2 separate regions of the Homo sapiens genome follow, and region 1 is linked to region 2. A link is an interaction called in ENCODE POLR2A ChIA-PET data of the cell type or tissue named here. Cell type or tissue: Caco-2. All regions are shown on one strand. Each heading gives the region's core, and the rest is flanking DNA. Links, peaks and the distances in the headings are about the cores only.

Region 1 (8,048 bases), core at 1,294-6,293, 100 kb after region 2:
CACCCTATTTTTCAGGATCATAAATGGGTTTCCCCAAAAGGACCTATTTTTCTCACCAAGTTAAGAGCTTAAAGGAAACACTCATTCCTTTAGAGATCTGTCCTAGAAAGAAAAGCAATATTTTTGCTCTGTCCCTTCCAGGCTGCATGAATTTATTCATCATTTCATTTAGAGTCCAAGCTACTCTGCATTTCATCAGGACTACATAATTCCTGGAATCGTGCAACACTTCCCAGCCCACTCACAGTTGAAGCCCTATTCATTAAGAAAAGGGTAACAGCCCTTGGCACAGAGGACTTGCTGTGTGTGTGAGTTATGTAAGGTGAAGAATGTGAGCATAATTACATCATGGGGTGACAAAGAAGTGGAGAGGAATATGTATTTCTTCCTGTGACCTAGGAATACATGAGCTACTTTCAAACTGAGAACCAACCTGAGATTGTTAATGTCCAACCTCTGTATCTCTCTCATTGAGAGGCAGCAGAGCATAGAAATTGAAAGTATGGATTCTGGATCCACATCTGCCACTAACTCGTTGTGTGTCCTTGGCATGTTACTTCACCTCGCTCTGTTTCCATTTCCTTATTTATAAAACAGGGATGACTACCTTATGGAATCGTTGCAAGAATTAAATTATTAATATATGCAATATGCTTAGAATAGAGCTTGGGATATACTAATCACTTAATATATGCTAGCCATTATTATCATATTATTTTAAAAATCTGTTAATAATTGCTCAGCCTAGTCCCAGTCTTTAGGCAGATTTCTTCCGCATAGCCAGAAAAAGTGAATAGAAAATTCAAGTGTCTGGAGATTGCTAGACGTAAGACTGGGGAAAGTTAGGTAAGTTGAAAGTTAGCTTTCAACTTATTTGCATTTCTAAATCTCCTCTTAACTCATGTATTCAGTAAACATTTATTGACGGTCCGCTAAAGGCCAAGCAATCTGTGTGGGACAAAATAAAGATTAATAAGTATGCAAGCTATTGGAGAAGACTAACACATGAACAGATGATCCTAAAGTAGAGAGGTGCCAATAATTATATAGAGAAGTACAAGTTGCTATAGGAGCTCACAGGAAGAGCACATTGGGGCCTAGTAATACGTGAAATGGAGGGAGTTGTTCTAAAGAAGAAGATGCTTGAGGCTGGAAGGATAAAGAGCAGGAGTAGGGAAAGACATTCTAAGCAAGGAAAATGCTATGGTTTGAATATGTCCTCAAATTTCATTTGTTGGAAACTTAATCCCAGAATTTTTAATTGATTGAAGGTGAGGTCTTTGGGAGGTAATTAGGATTAGATAAGGTCAGAGTGAGGCCCCCATGATGGGATTGGTTACTTTCTAAGAAGAGGAAGAGAGACCTGAGCTGACATGCATGCTCTTGCCCTCTTGCCATATGATACATTCTGCCATGTTATGACAAAGCAAAGAAGGCCCCAGATGCCAACACCATGCTCTTGGACTTCCCAGCCTCTAGAACTGTAAGATTGTAACATTTTGAAATAAATTACCCAGTCTCAGATATTCAGTTATCATAACAGAAAATGGACTAAGACAGAGGGAAACCTGAGCCAAAGTCTGGAGGTTTGAAACAAAAGACATGAGAGACTGTGGCATACGTTTGGAGATACCCAGAATGATTTCCTCCCCTCTAGATTAAGGTGTCCAATGAGAATGTCCATCTATCTCTGCCTCTTTCAAGCACTCTATATAAGAAGTGGGGAAATGTGGAAGTCCACCCCTGCCCTCGTTGGAACTGATCAGGTTCCAGGCTATGGAGCAATAGCGGACTCCTTCCTGGGATGCTATGCTCTTAAAGTGTAACCAAATGCCCTCTCATCCCCTCACCTTTCCACATCCACCTCTTCCATAAAGCAATGTAGGTTCTGGTCAAATGGGGAATTGGATATCTTCCTATTTGATCCCACGCCACAAGAAACTAAGAGTAAAAGGGGTCCTGGGATCACCTGAAGATGCTTATTGGAACAGAGGGGACCAAGAGGATGCCTAAGTGTACCGCTAAGGGGTGGATTGATGACTTGCATGATAACCCACAAGGCAAGATTGTAAGTGGAGAAAAAAAGAGACAGGCTCATGTACCTCTTCTGCTTTATTTTTTACCCAACCCTGATGCTACCCATAGCTCCCTGTTTTAATCTACCACCTAGGGCTGAGTGGAGCATGGAAAAGAAAAAAAGGAGGGGAACACATGGAAGATTCCAGAATTATCTTGATTGACATGCAGAGTTTGCTCTTTTCTTTCCTGACTGCCTCTCATGCACAGATGTCCCTCTACCAATGTGAGACAGGCAGCAAAAAAATATGGAAAAGCCAAACAGACTTGGGCCCTACTTACTGGATCTCCCCCAGGGCCACAGGGTTGCACACCACCAGGGGGCACTATTCATGCTCTGGAGCACACATACGCGTAGATTCCAACGTGAGTGGAAACTTATGGAGTTGTACAATCCTGCAACCTTGCTTCTGAGCTAGGTTTGCTTACCTATGAAATGAGGATAATAATAGCTATGTCCGGATCACCTGAAGTCAGGAGTTCGAGACCAGCCTGGCCAACATGGCGAAACCCCGTCTCTACTAAAAATACAAAAATTAGCCAGGCATGGTGGCAGGTGCCTGTAGTCCCAGCTACTCGAGAGGCTGAGGCAGGAGAATTGCTTGAACCTGGGAGGCGGAGGTTACAGTGGGCCGAGATCGTGTCACTGCACTCCAGCCTGGGGGACAAGAGCGAGACTTCGTCTCAAAATAAATAAATAAATAAATAAATAAAAAATAATAACAATAGCCATGTCTTGCAGGGCTGTTGTGAACTACTTGAAGAAGCCCAGTGCAGTAAACGGCATACAGTCAGCACTCTAAAAATGAGAGCAGTTGTTATATGCTGGGGATAGGGGTAGAAAGAAGGCAGGCTTGGGCATGCTCAAGAATCGAAGTAGCTAGGGCATCGCTACTTTGGTTTTGTCCAGCTCATTTTCCCGTGCTGAGAGATGTCGAAGATCAAAGCCTGTTAGGATGCTGGGCTCAGAGTAAGAGCTTCATGCTACTTATTGGATGAGAGGATGAACAAGAGTCTTTGGAAATCAGAGATCAAAGGGTCGTCAGAACTAGAACTAGAACTCTGATCCATTACATTTCTTTGCCTCTGGCTGGTGAGTTCAAAGCAGTCAGCTCGAGTTGATGATTGAACATCGTTTTGGGTGAAGTAACAAGGGACCATGGTTCAGTGGTTCTGTAGAAGCTTCATGGCTGAGAAACTTCAACATGCCATTATTTGAATCCTAGTTGTCTACTCTTTGAATGGCAGAAAGTCAAAGGTTTTAGATACTACCAGCAGCTATGGGTCTCATAACAATTGCCCAAGGAGAAAGAATGAACTTGGTACGAACACAGGATTATATTTTCTTTGCTAATTTCACTAGATTCTATAGTTACATTAGAGAACTGTTCCTTATTTCTGGAAGAGCCCCAATTTCCACCTTCCCCTTTTTTATGCATAGGTCTGGCAATAAATTTAACTTGGCTCTGTCTCCAGGCAATCCAGGGTTAAACTGTCTCCTAGGGCACACAATTTCAGTCCCTAGGGAAAGTATGAAAAACCTTCTCTTCTTGTTCAGAAGCTCAATTGAGTGTCTCCATTTTATTTCATAAATGAGATCTGATTTGTCTCCTAACATGTATTTTTACTTACTCAAGAGTGTGTCTAAGTTCTTTTCTTTCTCTCCTGAGCTGGTTTTGGGTTGTTTGCCTATTCATAGAAGGAAACAGTGAGGGAGAAAGCAGCTAGAACTCTGATGAATGGTTTACTTCTTGTTAGCAACCCAAGTTAAACATTTAATGATGGAAGCGGGTATGGGCTGAAATGCCATTTGGGGGTAAATGCCTGGCTTCATTTTTTCATGCTCTCTTTACCACTACTCGCCCCAGCCCCTCACACCCTGTATAATGTCTGAGCAGGTTTTCTGCATAGTTGCCAGTGCTTATTTTTACAATCTCTAACATAACAGCTTCAAATATAAACACAAACATAGCCAGCATGAACGACAGCATCTGCATTGGCCACGGAGCTAAAACAGGCTCTTAGAAATGTGCTTGACATTTCCCGTGGCAGCTTCACAGCCTCCTTGGAAAGCCTTGGTCCACCTCTCTGCTGCTGACAAGCTCTGATTTGGGTAAGATGCTGGCAGGTGCCAGCAAAGGACAATAGGCTTTTAATTAAGGTCTGTAGAGCCATAGCTCAGGAAACACACCTCCTGAAGAGTTTTTTTTTTTTTTTTTTTTTTTTTTAAAAACACTTGCGTTTCTTCTTGCTACCCTACGAACAGTAACTGTGTGCTCCATCGAGGCAACTGTGGTCGTTAATCTTCCGTAGCACAGGAATTGCTAGTAACATAAAGGTAGTAATGGGATTATGTTTTCTTTTCTTTTTTTTTTTTGCAATAGCTTAGAAAATTAATGTTAACTTCTGTTCCTAGTTTGGGGCAGTTTTTACTATGATGAAGCTGAATGTGATCATACAACTCCATCTTTCCATCCAAACTCCCTCCATGCAAATTTCTTATTATATCTGACACAGAATTAATGTAAACATTTTTGTAATGGCCATATTTTGAGTCACTCACTTAGAGGAAGGTTTTCTAATGTGGAATCTGAGCCTGTTAAGCATCGTTGCTATGGAGACTATGAGAGTTGGATTAATTAAGGCTTGAACAGATGTGAAGTGTGCAGAATGCACTATTTTCTGTTAGTAATTAAAGAGGGTATGTGTGTACGTGAGAGAGAAAGAAAAATAGAGACAATCCGAGACAAAGCAGTCAGACGTGCTTGGCACCGGACATGTGACATTTTCTTCAGTAGAACTAACTGCTGATAACTCTGCTGACACTACTCTATTTTCTCCTCCACCCATGCCAGACAGAATAATTGCTTGAAATGGCCAAGCAGTCCAACCTTTCTTTCTTTTTTGGTCTGATTTATGATAGGCCCAGGAATATACAAAAACATGTTCTTGGATCAGTGAGTTCAAACGACCCATCTCTCTGAACACTCGAAAGTCAAACTGGACTGTGTAAATGGTTTTTAAGCTGCCTGGCAGGAAGGCCAAGTTTGCAGACTGGAGCTCTATTAGTTGTCCAGCCCCCTGGTAGTATTGTCATCAGCGAATTGATAGCCAAGAGAGACACTGGCTGCGCAACTGCCAAGGAGAAATTGTCATGGGAATGCCTTTAAGACTGGAAAGTGAATGAAACATCAGTCTGGTTTGAGTTTAATTTGGAGAATATTTGTTTCAGTTTGAACTAAATCTTTTGCTTTTTAAAACACTGTATTTCTATTTTCTCTTAAGTAATATAGTAACATGAGGTTTAGGTCTGAATTCAGCAGATTAGGTTCCATTGGAATCCTGCTTAGTGGCCCCAGTGAGTGGTGTCCCCATATAGCCTCCTGGTTGGCAGGAAGTAGTTAATGGCTTAAAAATGTCTAAAGGCTTTTCTGCTGGGTTGGCAGCAGTTTTGCTTGAACTGGTAGCTTTTGAAGCATGATCATTTTTTGTTTGTCTCGCAGCTGTGGAGGTGGGGTTGTCTGAATCAAAAAGCATCACAGAGGTACTTTGTTTCCTGGTGGACTGTGTCCTGGTGGCCCAAATTTGGCCTCTTCCCACCCACAGACTATGCAGGATGAGTTAGAAAGTAATGATGCAATGGGGAATTGCGTGGCCTGGGAGGTCAAGTGTTTGTGTATGTGTGTGTGTGGTGGTGTGTGCAAGAGCACACTCTCAACTAAAGCATGTGTCTCGTCAAACTCCTACACCTCTAAGGAGTCAGGCACATCCACAGACATAAGTTTTCCCAGTCTTGCCATGTCTCTACATGTCACTAATTACAGCCTGATTCTGTGAGGGTTTCAGTCTATGAATGGGGCAGTTTAAAACAAAACAAAACAAACAAACAAACAAAAAACAACTAGGTGAAGGCTGCAGGCAGCACTCTTCCATCTTAGAAATCAGACATCTTTTGGTTGTGCTATTAAGAGCCATAGAGACAGGGAAACAGGGACAAATTGGATCAATGTGAATTTATCACTATCTGGGGAGAAAACTTAAGTCTGCATCTTCATTTCCGCATTGTCCTCTACAACTGCGACCTAAAGTTCACTCACCCTTAAACATGACTGTTAAATCTGTTGTATATTCCATGTTTCTTGTCATTTGAGGATTATGTCCATTTATCTCATCGGAGAAAGCATTTAGTGAGGCTACAGAAAGTAGTATTTGCCATTTGAATCAACTGTGATTGATTTTTACATCTCTGGGTATTAATAAGAAAAGTGACTTATTAAATATAATTCTGTTTGCCTTTTCTTTCTCCCCACCACATATAGATACAGGAGAAAGTATATTCTGGGTACTTTGTGAACTGAAAAGGAAATTGGGGTGAGAGAAAAAACAACAGCAGTGGTTCAATGCCTTTGAAGGGACATCTGTTAAATGCTTTAGGAAAAGAGCAACAATGGAAAGCTTGAAACCAATAAAACCAGAGCCAGCACAGGGAGTTAATTCAAGAAGAAAATCCACTTTCCCTCTAAATCATCAAATTTCGAGAAGTGTTTTATATTTGGCAGACATTAGTATGTATTCTCTGTGTGTGTGTGCCTTCATCCATACTTGTTTGTATACGCACACTGTTTGAAGTCACTTCAGTATACTTAAACAAACTACCATTTTCCTTCCATTTTGTCCTTCCATATGTTAGTATGAGGCCAAAAGTACCCAATTGCCCAGTTGCTATCATGCTGTAGACATGATCCACCATTTCGCTGTCTTAGTCTTTTGGCTGTTAAAACAAAATACCATAGACTGGGTAGCTTATAGAGGACAGAATTTATTGTTCATAGTTCTGGAGGCTGAGAAGCCCAAGCTAAAGGCTCTGGCAGATTCAGTGTCTGGTGAGGGCTCCTCTTCTGGTTTATAGATGGCTCCTTCTAGCTGAGTCCTTACGTGGTGGAAGAAGCAAGGCAGCTCTCTGAGGCTTCTTTTATAAGGGCACTAATCCCAGTCCCTTCTCTGTGTAGCATTTCTTCTTCCCAGGTTTGGAGCAGGACCTCTCTAGAATAAGGGTCTTCAAAGGAGAAGAGAAAAGGAAGACAGTGGCCTTTCTAGGTTTTATGGCTTGCTTTGGGAGAGAGGGACTCGAGTTTCTATGACTCACCTTTGGGGAAGAGGAATTCTGGTTTCTATGATTTGCTTGGGGAAGAAAGAGCGACAGGAGACAGGAGGGTGGGGGAAGGTCAGAAGATCTTGCTTTTGAGGCCCTTCCAGTCTCTTTCAGTTCAAAGTACTCAACACACCAAGGTGTCATACTTTGGGGTATCATGTTCTGCACTCCAAGATCACAATAACTGGGAAGAATTACTAGCATTAAGTGAACAGGAGAAGCAGGAAAGCTAAAGGTCCTGTGGTGAGTAGGACAGTCCTGTCCAAGATCAGTTGCCAAACCGCAAAAGCCCATTGAAAAACATGGATCAAATTTCAGCTTTTAGAATATTTTTCACAGTGTGAATTCAAAAGTGAGAAGTCATTTAGAAATCCTTATACATTCTGAAAAGTGGCTATTTGTAGATGCCAGTAATATGGAACATCTTGATTTTGAACCAGAGCAAGACTTTTAGGAAGAGTATCATTGAAATTCAAAGAGGAGCCTTAGTTCAAGAATTCTTAGAAAAATAATTTCCTTAACATTGCCAACCTCATTGTGATAGACAGGGCAACACAAAGCCAAAGTTAACGAGGCTCTGACATTTTTAAAGAACATATTCTAACTTTAGCTGACATTTAAATTAGAAAGCCCAGCAGTGTAGCGGGGAGCTGATTGATTTGGAAAGCATGGATCCAAGATAATGAGGGCTCTGCCATGCTCTTCCTAGTGATGGGTAATAAATGAGCTCTTCCTGGCCAAAAGCAAAGGAGATGAGGCAGTTCCTGCATTTGAACTGCAGGCATTTGCACTGCATTGAGACGAAAAGTCATTCAGATAC
Region 2 (8,048 bases), core at 1,430-6,429:
TAAATATCCTGTTGCTCATTAGACTTTCACCCATTAATTAAGCATTCATTAATGGTTTTTGCTTTAATAAATTATGATGATGCTCGATGATTTAGGATTCTAACATTTCCCCTTTTGCTTCTTTTTCCCCTTCACTGCTCTATCTCTAAATGGTGTTACTGTCTTCATTTTTACTGTCCTCACTCCAGACTTGATGCCTTTTGATGACCGCCACCTCAAATCATGAGTGCTTAAAAGTACGCCTTTCTTAGAGCAAGTGCTTTCATCAGCTAGGACTCTTTTTCATGCATGTGGGTTGAGCTTTCTCTTTCTGGGGAGGATTTTTAAGTAAGTCTTAGGCCCTCCAGAAGTTCCGTCCTTTCTCTGCCATTCAGAGTTTCCCGACTCCCCTTACCCTCCGCAGAGTCTTATAGCAGGAGCACGAGGCCTTACCTGCTGGATTTGCTGTTGATTTTATTATTTACAGGTAATTTGAAATTTGGGCATTTTCTTTCTTCTAATGATGCTATGTACGTGCACTTTATGTAGCTTTATTTGTTCTTTTTGTTTGGTGTTGCTTTTTGTGAGACTCAGCTTTATGTGACCACTATTACCTTGGTACCCAGATTCCTATGAGCTACTTTTTGAATGAAGCTGTATAGTCTTTAGTTTTCTCCTCAAGTATTTAAAACATTTCCCCCTCATTTTGAGTCAGTGGTTCATAAAATGTTAGAGGCATAATCAGCTTCTGGTTTTGTAATAAAGGAACAACCTTATAAAATACTCAGTTGGTCTTCCTTTATGTGAATTATAGGATAGCTGCCATGTGAACAAAAACATATAAAATAATTCTCTGTTTACATAAAACAAGAGTCTCACTCTGTAACCCAGGCTAGAGTGCACTGGCGCAATCGCTACTCATTGCAACGTCTGCCTCCCATTCAGGCCATTCTCCTGCTTCAGTCTCTGAGTAGCTGGGATTACAGGCGCCCGCCACCACACCCTGGCTAATTTTTGTATTTTTAGTAGAGATGGGGTTTCACCATGTTGGCCAGGCTAGTCTTGAACTCCTGACCTCAAGTGATCTGCCAGCCTCGGCCTCCTACCACGCCTGGCCAGAAGTTTTTAAATTGGGAAAATTTTATTAATTCTTAGCTAGGCCAATCTTACCTGCTTTTACTCAGGAAATGTTTTTCTTTCAACTTCCAGGTTGGTGATTTGGATATCAGCTATATTAATATAGAGGGAATCACTGCCACTACCAGCCCTGAATCCAGAGGTTGCACTCTGTGGCCTCAGAGCAGCAAACACACCCTTCCTACAGAAACCAGTCCCAGTGTGTACCCACTTAGTGAAAATGTCGAAGGGACAGCACACACTGAAGCCCAGCAGTCCTTCATGTCACCATCAAGTTCGTGTGCTTCCAACTTGAATCTTTCTTTTGGTTGGCATGGATTTGAAAAGGAACAAAGTCATCTAAAGAAAAGAAGGTAAGAGTCTATATTGTAGAGGAAAACTGTAGAACATCAAAGAACCTTATAGGTAGACTTCAAAAATTCTAGTTTTAAACTTTTTATTGTCTCTACCACTTTTATTTGCCCATCAAAATGTCCCCTTTTAGGTTCCTATATTCACTGATTTGAAAGTAAGACACTTAAGAAAACTGACTAAAATATGATAAAGGAAAACCACGATGAGATACCAGTTTATACTCACTTGACTGGCAAAAATTAAAAAATCTAACAATCCCATGTTTTGGTGAGAATGCATAACATGGAAATTCCTGCATAAAGATGATAGGAGAGAAAATTGTGTAACTTGGGAAAATAATTTGACATTATCTTGTAAAGTCAAATATGCATTTTCCTCTCGTGTACTAGGAGACCTATATGGAGTATTATTATAGCAGCAGGAAATAACCCAAATGTGGAATAAATAACTTATATATAGTTACACAATAGAATACTGTACAGTAATGAAAATGAATTAGCTACAATTACATCTGCATGCATAATAACATAGACCTTAGAAGCATGAAGGAACAAAAAAAGCCCCAAAATACTTGTTAGATTTCATTTTTATAGAATGCAAATTAAAAAATATATTATTATAGGGCACCTACATATGTGCATAAGCTATAAAGAAAAACAAGAGGCCTGGCGTGGTGGCTCACGCCTGTAATTCCAGCACTTTGGGAGGCCAAGGCAGGCAGAATGCTTGAACTCAGGAGCTCAAGACCAGCATGGGCAACATGGTAAAACCCCATCTCTACCAAAAATACAAAAATTATCTGGGCATGGTGGCACGCACATGTGGTCCTGATACTTGGCAGGTTGGGGTGGGAGGATCGCTTGAACCTGGGAGGCAGAAGTTGCAGTGAGCCAAGATGGCACCACTGAACTCCAACCTGGGTGACAGAGTGAGACCTGTCTCAAAAAGAAGAAAAAAAAAAAAAAAAGAGAGAAAAAGAAAAACAAAATAATGAAGGGGAAAAAATTCCTAAATTCAAAATAGTTGTTACATCTAGGGAAGGAAATAGGGAAATGGGAATGGAATGAATCATAACAGAGTTTCCATGGTAGATGGCCAGTATCCAAGTTTCAAGGTGGGTGGGCTCATGAGTGTTTGTTTTATTTAACATATGTTTGTATTTTATATTTTAACATAAAATTTATCTTATATTTATTTTACTTTCAGTTACCTTATATTTTCTTGCATATATAAAAACTCATTGAAATGATAGTTTCATTGCATCTGATATGATTACATATATTAGTGTGTGTGCACACATGTGTGTCCATATCTGTATATCTGTATCTGTCTATCTGATTGTCTATTTTCTTTTGGGAACAGGCCAATTTCCACTAATTTCATTTTATCCTGTTGATCACACTTTCCTTAGGGAGTAGCTTTTTTTTCCCCCATATCCTACCCATGTGATTATATGTTCATTTTCACGTATAAAATGAATCAAAGTGAACATAAAATGCACACACATATGTGACTATGTATATAAATATTTCTCTGTGAATGAACATGCACATAGGTGAATGAGTATTCAGCAGGGAGTTAATATAGAGGGGAGAGAAAGGTAGAGGAACCAGCAATCAGTAGGTGTCCATCACTGAGATACACCACAACATGCAATTTGAGGTTGTAAAACTTTAGCACATATTGGTACCAAGGGTTATGTGTGATGTGTAAATAATAAAAGACTTGCTTTAGATTTATACTTTGTGAATTATGGTTTTGTAGATGCTGGGTAGTCACTACTATAATTTGAAGTGATAGGCTAATTTGAACTGTCCACACGTCTGCTTGGGACAAGAGACTGCCAGTCCACACAAGATTCTATACAGTTTTGCAAAAATAAATTGAGCTATGTGTGATAAATGCATTCTAGTGGATCTTTAAGATCTGTCAAGTGGCCAGGTATGGTGGCTCACACCTGCAATCCCCGTACTTTGGGAGGCCGAGGCAGGTGGATCACCTGAGGTCAGGAGTTTGAGACCAGCCTAGGCGGCCAACACGGTGAAACTCCCGCTCTAGTAAAAATACAAAAATTAGCTGGGCATGGTGGCACACATCTCTAATCCCATCTACTCAGGGGAGGGGCTGAGGCAGGCTCATTGCCTGAATCCGGGAGGCACAGATTTCAGTGAGCAGAGATGGCACTACTGCACTCCAGCCTGGGGGACGGAGTGAGACTCTGTCTTTAAAAAAAAAAAAAAAAAAAGTCTGTCAGGTGTGTGAGCCCCCAGATCTCAAGAGATAAATAAGTTCTTTAGAAGTCTTCTAGGAATATAGCATGGAAAAGACACAAAATAGTCTGTCTGTTTTATTGATACTTATGCAGATACTTGCAGAGTATCGAAATTATACTTTCTGATCATGGTCTTGTCTTGGAAAGTTTAACATTTCACTGCTACAGATAGAATTTTTCCTCTGTAGAATATAATTTAGACAAAATATCTGTTTTGAGTACAGGTAATTAGAAGCTTCTGTGAAGATGTCACTGCTCAGGGGAAAGGGAGGAAGCCAGGAGAGGAAGGAGAAGCCATTCTACAGAAAAGCTTTCTGGCTGGTTCCACGAGCTGACTTCATCTCCTTTGCCCTCCCTCTCCTCTGAAAAATGTAGGAATGAAGGGAGAGAAGTCGCAATCCCTGGAAAGCCCTGGGGTGGCTGTGGGTCCCTTCCTTCAGTGGATGTCATGGTAGGAAGCACAGTTGATAACAAACTCAAAGTGAAATGCACTTAATTTGTTAATAAGCAGATAATAGCCCTAGAGGCTGGAAACCTCTAATGAAGGAGAAATTTGGGGGCACACAGTAAAAACTGGAGTTAATATAAGGACATAGCTGACTGGGACCTGAGTCCTAAGTTTTCTAGGGTTTAAAAGAATATTTTGGTGAAACTAAAATATGTATACTATGTAACCATTATGTTATATTATTTAAATGTAATAACTGTTTTGAGAAGCCACAAAGGGAAGATAAGTAATAAAAACATTAATTTAAAAATACTATACAGCAAAAAATTAAGCAGCAGACAAGTGTTTGTTTCATTCTAAAGCTTGTATTTTTCAAACCTTTTAAAAAAACTACAGAGCAAGAAATGCATGTCACACCATGAACGTCCCCTATCTCCCATAAAATTTAAGTGAAGTCTTATAAAATGATTTGTGCAACATATTCTGATATTTTCTATTCTATATATTTTTTAAAAAACTCTAGTTACAACCTAATGAATTGATTTCTTATCCCACTACTGGGAATTAGAAAAATAATATCGTAAAACAAGAACCTAGAGGTTATCCTGAAGAATATTGCCTGTGCCACCAATATCTTAGGTTAATAGCTTAAATAAAAGTAGTAGCCCCATTTGAATGAATAGAAACAATGTTTTATAGTATGCAAAATAAAATACTGATACTTCTAGGATGTATTCATAGTGATGATGAAATGCTGTCTGTAACTGGAAAGGCTTGTGTTAAAATCGGATATTATTGCGGGCTGCCAATCATTTGAAGAACTATTTTCCACTAGTACAGAGATCACAAGTTGAAAGACAAGTGCTGAGGTACAAGACATGGGCAAGCTTCAGCCCGCCTTGAAATCTCCTTCCGTCTCAGATTGTTGTACTAGGAAACCACGTAGCAACTTGAAATACCTGTAATTATTAGATTAGTTCAAAAACTAATCTGTGTTTGCATTAGAGGCATAGTAGAATAAGACCAGGACTCATACCATGTATTCAGTTAACTTACTGTGTCCATTAAATAGCCTATTTTTTTTTAAATAACCTAAACAGGTTAATTCAAAGTTTCATTTTCTGGTTCTTGTATTTCAAAATAAAAAAAAAAGCCTATGTTTTTTTTTTTTTTTAAATAACCTAAACAGGTTAATTCAAAGTTTCATTTTCTGGTTCTTGTATTTCAAAATCAAGACAGTTTCATTGTTTTGTTATTAAAATTATAACTCCAGAACTGTAACAACCAAAAAAAAAAAAAAAAACCACAAAACACACATTTGAAATGCTTCGTGCATTAACATGCACCCAGGAAAGCTGTTGGCCTCCAAGTTTGAGTCGTTTAAAACGTAATGTTATGGAATAGACCTGGGATGTAGAGGGTCAAATTCTTTCCTTTTAATTTCATGGTTTATTAAAGTTAAATGAGGAAAAAAGTTGTTGTCAAGCAGCATTACTACCTGGTTCTAAGGTAGAGTTTTCAAAGGAATCATTTTTTTTTTTTTTTTTTTTTTTTGAGACGGAGTCTTGCTCTTTTGCCCAGGCTGGAGTGCAGTGGTGTGATCTTGGCTCACTGCAAGCTCTGCCTCCTGGGTTCACGCCATTTTCCTGCCTTAGCATCCCAAGTAGCTGGGATTACAGGTGCCTGCCACAACAGCCGGCTAATTTTTTGTATTTTTAGTAGAGATGTAGTTTCACCGTGTTAGCCAGGATGGTCTCGATCTCTGACCTCATGATCCGCCCACCTTGGCCTCCCAAAGTGTTGGGATTACAGGCGTGAGCCACTGCGCCCAGCCTCAGAATCATCTTTTTTTAACCTCTAAAAATGATCATTTAGTATGACATGTTTGGGACATTGCACGACTCACTTCTGAACTGTGTCTTGACATGGTCCTGGGGCGGATGGGTGGGACCTTCACACATCTCTCCTTGGTGTGCCTCTGCCCTCCCGAGCTTCCCAGCTGAGGGACAGGGGAGAGAATGACACTTCTGCAGCTTAGTCACATGCAAATCCCCCCCAGAAGCTTCCCTGCAAACAGCCCAGTGACTCTGTTTCCACCAGCATTTAAAATATTTGATGGGTTACCATTTGGGACTTGCGATATCAATAATTATATTTACAAAACAGAAGTGGTGAGGTTAGTACTAACTCAAACCAGCTTTTGTTTCTTCAGGCATTTGAAATGTCTTTTGCCCCAGTCGTGGTGGCTCACTCCAGCAATCCCAGCACTTTGGGAGACTGAGGTGGGTGGATCCATTGAGCCCAGGAGTTTGAGACCAGCCTGGGCAACATGGCAAAAAACACAAAAATCACAAAAATTGGCCGGGCGTGGTGGCGCACGCCTGTAGTCCCAGCTACTCTGAAGGCTGAGGTGGGAGCATTGTTTGAGCCTGGGAGACAGAGGTTGTAGTGAACCAAGATTGTGTCACTGCACTCCAGCCTAGGCAACAAGAACAAAACTGTCTCAAAAAAAAAAAAAAAAAAAAAAAAGAAAGAAAGAAAGAAAATGAAAGAAAGAAATGGCTTTTGCTAGGTAGGAATGTTCATTCGGGGTAACATAAAATTTTGTTTAAAAAGAGATTTGGAGGGAGGAGAAAAAGGCTAATTAAATACTAGTTGGAAATTAAATGAATACCTATTGCACCCCCCCCGCCCCAGTGAAAGAATCTGGATTCAGAGAAGTAGAAACCAATGACGCTCTGTGTCCTTCCTTGCTTCTTTACTTACTTGCTGGCTTTGTGCTTTAGTTCTAGCCTTGATGCCTTGGACGCCGACAGTGAAGGGGAAGGGCATTCTGAGCCATCCCACATCTGTTACACTCCAGGGTCTCAGAGCTCCTCAAGAACTGGGATTCCTAGTGGGGATGAATTGGACTCTTTTGAGACTAACACTGAACCGGATTTTAATATCTCCAGGGCTGAATCCCTTCCTCTATCAAGTAATCTACAGTCGAAGGTATTCTTATTGCTATTAATTTGGTATATTGCAAGTGTGGAGAATATGTTGTCTGCATTTACCCATCTGTATCTGAAAGACATATTATATTTTATTCATACATATGAACTATTTTTTTGAGACCCATGTGATATCTGATTGAGTCTGTCTTTTTAATCTTTCCCACTCTGTTTTAATTTTTATAATCTTTACTCAAAATGGCTGATTTACATTTTCATTAATTCACCATGAGTACATACCATCTTTCTTTCACATACTTGGAAAATTTTATCATTTTACAATGATTTCTCCCATCATCTCTTAAGCAAAGGGAGAAAAACCGATAGTATTAAATGAGTTTAAGTGATCAAACTTGTTTTGCTCACGTAAATAATTGTATGGCCCTGATGATGAGGTAAATGATGTTAATAAGGTAGAAGTGATATTTATTGAGCATTTCTGGCTGCTTGAACTAATCCGGAATATCACAGATTTTGTCAACTTTTCCATAGGAGCCAGGTTTTATCTTGTTGGCTATTTCACATTGGAGTTTCATTTAGGTGTGCTTGTTTTTTTGTTATTTATTTACTTATTTATTTATTAAAAAACTAAATACATTGCTCTGAATGTAAGAAAGCCCTTTTGCGTTTGAACAGATTTTTTTTCCCTGTTTGATTTGTTATTTTCTACTTGTTTTCTTCTTAAGTTTACTTATTACTATAAAACAATGTGTGCTATGGCAAAACTTCTCTTTCTAACGTATGGTTGTTATGATAATACCTTCTTTTTGTAGCATGCCCTACAATATACAAAATATGTTTTATGTATGTACAAAATATATAATTGCCTCATAACTCACCTATTACATAAGTAGTGCTTTTATTT

Evidence for each region. ChIA-PET counts read pairs that join two places held together with the same protein. Peaks named below come from ENCODE experiments on the same cell type or tissue, not always from the same donor. Only the 100,000 strongest peaks of a DNase experiment are listed, where the experiment ranks them.
Region 1: POLR2A ChIA-PET joins it to region 2 with 10 read pairs; 4 of 35 experiments call an interaction of 5 or more read pairs at or near these places.

What each region holds. Positions count from the first base shown.
Region 1 is chr5:73,943,309-73,951,356 of GRCh38, forward strand. It overlaps LOC105379034 (a long non-coding RNA gene), which reads left to right and starts at 2,790. Exons shown (of 4, transcript XR_001742745.1): 1 at 2,790-4,189. In Caco-2, for the core only: a CTCF peak has its summit at 2,359 (motif pointing right); no DNase peak of the experiment used is centred there.
Region 2 is chr5:73,839,292-73,847,339 of GRCh38, forward strand. It overlaps ARHGEF28 (Rho guanine nucleotide exchange factor 28), which reads left to right. Exons shown (of 36, transcript NM_001177693.2): 11 at 1,189-1,469; 12 at 6,977-7,184. Among named protein-coding and RNA genes, the nearest start is that of ARHGEF28, 220 kb to the left of the region's middle. In Caco-2, for the core only: no CTCF peak of the experiment used is centred there; no DNase peak of the experiment used is centred there.